Regions from separate parts of the Homo sapiens genome. Here region 2 is linked to region 1. A link is an interaction called in ENCODE POLR2A ChIA-PET data of the cell type or tissue named here. Cell type or tissue: A673. All regions are shown on one strand.

The links. ChIA-PET counts read pairs that join two places held together with the same protein. Peaks named below come from ENCODE experiments on the same cell type or tissue, not always from the same donor. Only the 100,000 strongest peaks of a DNase experiment are listed, where the experiment ranks them.
Region 2: POLR2A ChIA-PET joins it to region 1 with 5 read pairs; 10 of 35 experiments call an interaction of 5 or more read pairs at or near these places.

The regions. Positions count from the first base shown.
Region 1 is chr19:49,629,843-49,632,342 of GRCh38, reverse strand. No RefSeq gene overlaps it. Among named protein-coding and RNA genes, the nearest start is that of RRAS, 9.0 kb to the left of the region's middle. In A673, no CTCF peak of the experiment used is centred here; no DNase peak of the experiment used is centred here; H3K27ac peaks cover 724 bases.
Region 2 is chr19:49,477,621-49,480,120 of GRCh38, reverse strand. FLT3LG (fms related receptor tyrosine kinase 3 ligand) reads right to left here. Exons shown (of 9, transcript NM_001459.4): 6 at 1,074-1,212. Among named protein-coding and RNA genes, the nearest start is that of FLT3LG, 4.7 kb to the right of the region's middle. In A673, a CTCF peak has its summit at 1,144; a DNase peak (open chromatin) is centred at 1,150.

The DNA.
Region 1 (2,500 bases):
TAGTCCCAGCTACTCAGGAGACTGAGGCAGAAGAATGGTGTGAACCCAGGAGGTGGAGTTGCAGTGAGCCGAGATTGCGCCACTGCACTCTAGCCTGGACGACAGAGCGAGAGTCCATCTCAAAAAAAACAAAAACAAAACAAAACACCTCAACCGAGATGTCCCGATGCCCTGAACTTGAGGCTCCACCTGAAACCTATCAGCAGTCAAACATCTGCTCCCTATACCCAGGCCCCTGATCCCTGAATGCTCTACTCGCACCCACCCTGGAACCTGCTTCCTAGTCCTAGGGTGGAGCATGGCCTTTGCGTGACCGGGATGCCTGAATTCAAATCCAGCTCTGCCACCTCAGTCTCATCTGTAAAATGGGGGTAAGTACAAAGCTACTTCACAGGGTGAGCACGAGACTAAAGGAGACGATTGCAGAGGAGGAATGAGCCCGGCGCATACTAAGTGCTCACCATCAATGACTGTGGCTGACATGTCTCCATTCTGCCCCAGAACCATGAATGTCCCTCTGTATCCCGGATTAGAACACGGATTAGCAGGCTGGGCGCAGTGGCTCACGCCTGTAATCCCAGCACTTTGGTAGGGCAAGGCGGGCGAATCACCTAAGGTCAGGAATTCGAGAGCAGCCTTGCCAACATGGTGAAACCCCCCTCTCTACTAAAACTACAAAAATTAGCCGGGTGTGGTGGCGGGCGCCTGTAATCCCAGCTACTTGGGAGGGTGAGGCATGAGAATCGCTTGAACTCGGGAGGCAGAGGTTGCAGTGAGCTGAGATCGTGCCGTTGCACTCCAGCCTGGGCAACAAGAGCGACACTCTGTCTCAAAAAAAAAAAAAAAAAAAAAAAAACTGATTAGCTAAATATCCCTTTCCGGGTTCTATTATCACAGAATCTTTGGCCTGTTCTCAACCTTCTGCCCTGGGAAAAAGTACAGCTCGGATGTACTGTCACATGTTGGCTCTCTTCCCTGCTAGGAACTCTGCACACCAGGGGTCCACCCCTGCTGGATGGGGAGTGGTGGGGCAAGAGGGTGGGCAATGTTTTGATCAGTTTCCAAACAAGCTCTGACACTTCCACCTAAGCCCCAGCTGCGGGTACTGAGCCCCCAACAGGAAGGAGTCCTGTGCCAACATCTCTCTTCCCAGATCTCACCATCCACATGCCCCCTGCAGAGGATCAGAGTCTTTCCTGCACTGCCCGATGGGGCCAACTTCTTGGCTGGGGCACCCTGCTTCTAGTAGGACCAAGATGCACTTTGAGAAGGTGATTAAAGTTACCGCTTGCCCCCCAAATGCTCAAGACAACTGGCAGACCATTTTTGGAAGGTTTACAGCCACCAGTGTCCCAAAGATCAACACACAACAGCAAAAAGGCTGGCATCTCCCTAGGTACTGTTAGTGCCAGAAATTATGTATTCGGTTCCTCCCCTCCCCTGAGCTCTGGCAGGCCCTAGCAACGATTCTAAAGCTTTCCAGGTTTTGATGTCCCCATCTTTTTTTTTTTTTTTCAAGACGGAGTCTCACTCTGCCGCTCAGGCTGGAGTGCAGTGGCGTGATCTTGGCTCACTGCAACTTCCATCTCCCAGACTCAAGCAATTCTTCTGCCTCAGCCTCCCAAGTAGCTGGGATGACAGGCACCGGCAAGCATGCCCGACTAAATTTTTTTTTTTTTTTTTTTTTGAGACAGTGTTTCACTCTTGTTGCCCAGGCTGCAGTGCAATGGCGCGATCTCGGCTCACCGCAACCTCCGCCTCCCGGGTTCAAGCGATTCTCCTGCCTCAGCCTCCTGAGTAGCTGGGATTACAGGCATGCGCACCACCCCGGCTGATTTTGTATTTTCAGTAGAGACGGGGTTTCTCCATGTTGGTCAGGCTGGTCTTGAACTTCCGACCTCAGATGATCGTCCCACCTTGGCCTCCCAATTTGCTGGGATTACAGGCATAAGCCACTGTGCCCGGCCATACCCGACAAATTTTTGTATTTTTAGTAGAGGCAGGGTTTCACCATGCTGGCCAGGCTGGTCTCGAAATCCTGACCTCAGGTGATCCATCCACGTTGGCCTCCCAAAGTGCTGGGATTACAGGTGTGAGCCACCACGCCCGGCCAATGTCCCCATCTTTATCTTTCTCTGTGTCTCTTTGTTTTCTGTCATGTTGTGGACCTCTGTTAAGCTTCTCTAGATCTCCTGCTACAGGTCACAGGAGCTGCAGGCCAGGTGCTCCAAACCGGTTGTCTTCCTTCATTTTGACAAAAGCCCATTTAATGGATGGCAAAGGTGAAGATGGGGTCTGTTACCCAATCTGCCTGGTTAGTGCTGCAGCTGGGATTCTAATCTGGGCAGCTGGATGCCAAAGGCCAACCACAAGGTGATTCTGTCCCTAAAGGGATGATTCCTGACCTCACTGTCCACGCTCACAACACTCCACTCCCGGCCGAGCGCGGTGGCTCATACCTCTAATCAATCCCAGCACTTTGGGAGGCCAGGGCGGGTGG
Region 2 (2,500 bases), 150 kb after region 1:
AATTAAATGAGTGAATAGGCTGAGCGCGGTGGCTCACGCCTATAATCCCAGCACTTTGGGAGGCCAAGGTGGGTGGATCACTTGAGGTCAGGAGTTCAAGACCAGCCTGGCCAACATGGTGAAAACCCATCTCTACTAAAAACACAAAAACTAGCCAGGCATGGTATGCGCATCTGTAATCCCAGGTACTCGGAAGGCTGAGGCAGAAGATTCGCTTGAACCCTGGAGATGGAGGTTGCAGTGAGCCAAGATTGCGCCACTGCACTCCAGCCTGGGCGACAGAGCAAGACTCCGACTTAGAAAAAAAAAACAATAGGCTGGGCGCGGTGGCTCACATCTGTAATCCTAGCACTTTGGGAGGCCGAGGCGGGCAGATCACGAGGTCAGGAGATCGAGACCATCCTGGCTGACACGGTGAAACACCGTCTCTACTAAAAATACAAAAAAAAAAATTAGCCGCGTGAGGTGGCAGGCGCCTGTAGTCCCAGCTGCTGGGGAGGCTGAGGCAAGAGAATGGCGTGAACCCAGGAGGCAGAGCTTGCAGTGAGCCGAGATAGCACCCCTGCACTCCAGCCTGGGGGACAGAGCAAGACTCCATCTCAAAAAAAAAAAAAAAAAAAAAGGTAGGCTGGGCACTGTGGCTCACGCCTGTAATCCCAGCACTTTGGGAGGCCAAGGCAGGTGGATCACAAGGTCAGGAGATCGAGACCATCCTGGTTTAACTCGGTAAAACCCCGTCTCTACTAAAAATACAAAAAATTAGCCGGGTGTGGTGGCGGGCGCCTGTGGTCCCAGCTACTTGGGAGGCTGAGGCAGGAGAATGGCATGAACCCGAGAGGCGGAGCTTGCAGTGAGCCAAGATCACGCCACTGCACTCCAGCCTGGGCGACAGTGCGAGACTCCGTCTCAAAAAAAAAAAAAAAAAATTGGTAAACTGAGCTCCAGAAAGAGGAATAAGCTTGCCCTTGTCACAACCAATATGAGAAAGATGGGGTCTGGGATGCACTGTGCAGAGAGGAGGAGCGGCCGTGAGGACAGGAGGGGAAGGAGTGGGGGTGCCTGGAAGCCTTTACCGGGCTGACACTGCAGCTCCAGGCACCGGGAGAAGTTCTGGCGAGTGATCCAGGGCTTCAGCGCCACCAGCTGCTCGGAGGTCTCCTGCAGGAGGCGGGAGATGTTGGTCTGGACGAAGCGAAGACAGCTGGGGGGGGGCTGGGAGCAGGGGAGGGAGACGTCACCACCACGTCATCCCCCCACCGCCCCTCCGCAGGCCAAAGGCCCTTCCCTGCTGGCGATGCCCAGCAACAGGGCCCAGTGAGCTCTGGCTCTCAGAGTTTATTTATTTAATTAATTAATTTTTTTTTGAGATAGAGTCTCACTCTGTTGCCCAGGCTGGAGTGGTGAAATGCAACCTCTGCCTCCCAGGTTCAAGTGATTCTCCTGCCTCAGCCTCCTCAGTGGTTGGGACTATAGGTGCCCACCACCATGCCCAGCTATTTTTTGTATTTGTAGTAGAGACGGGGTTTCTCCATGTTGGCCAGGCTGGTCTCGAACTCCTGACCTCAGGTGATCTGCCCACCTTGGCCTCCCAAAGTGCTGGGATTGTAGGCATGAGCCACCGTGCTTGGCCATATTTATTTATTTATTTATTTTTAAGACAGAGTCTCGCTCTGTTGCCCAGGCTGGAGTACAGTGGCGCAATCTCGGCTCACTGCAAGCTCCGCCTCCTGGTTTCACGCCATTCACCTGCCTCAGCCTCCCAGGTAGTTGGGACTACAGGCGCCTGCCACCACGCCCGGCTAATTGTTTGTATTTTTAGTAGAGATGGGGTTTCATTGTGTTAGCCAGGATGGTCTTGATCTCCTGACCTTGTGATCCGCCCGCCTCGGCCTCCCAAAGTGTGGGATTACAGGCGTGAGCCACCGTGCCCAGCCTATTTATTTATTTATTTATTTATTTATATTTTTTAGTAGAAACGGGGTTTCTCTATGTTGGCCAGGCTGGTCTCGAACTCCTGACCTCAGGTGACTCGCCCGCCTCGGCCTCCCAAAGTTACTTTATTATTTATTTATTTTTTGGGGACAGAGTCTTGCTCTGTCACCCTGGCTGGAGTACAGTGGCACGATCTCGGCTTACTGCAACTTCTACCTCCCGGGTTCAAGGAATTCTGCCTCAGCCTCCTGAGTAGCTGGGACTACAGGCGCGCGCCACCATGCCCAGCTAATTTTTGTATTTTTAGTAGAGACGGGGTTTCACCACATTGGCCAGGGTGGTCTCAAACTCCTGACCTCGTGATCTGCCCGCCTCGGGCTCCCAAAGTGCTGGGATTACAGGCGTGAGCCACTGTACCCAGGCTTTTATTTTATTTTTATTTTTTTGGAGATGGAGTCTTGCTCTGTCGCCCAGGCTGGAGGGCAGTGGTGTGATCTCGGCTCACTGCAACCTCTGCCTCCTGGGTTCAAGCAATTCTCCTGCCTCAGTCTCCCAAGTAGCTGGGACT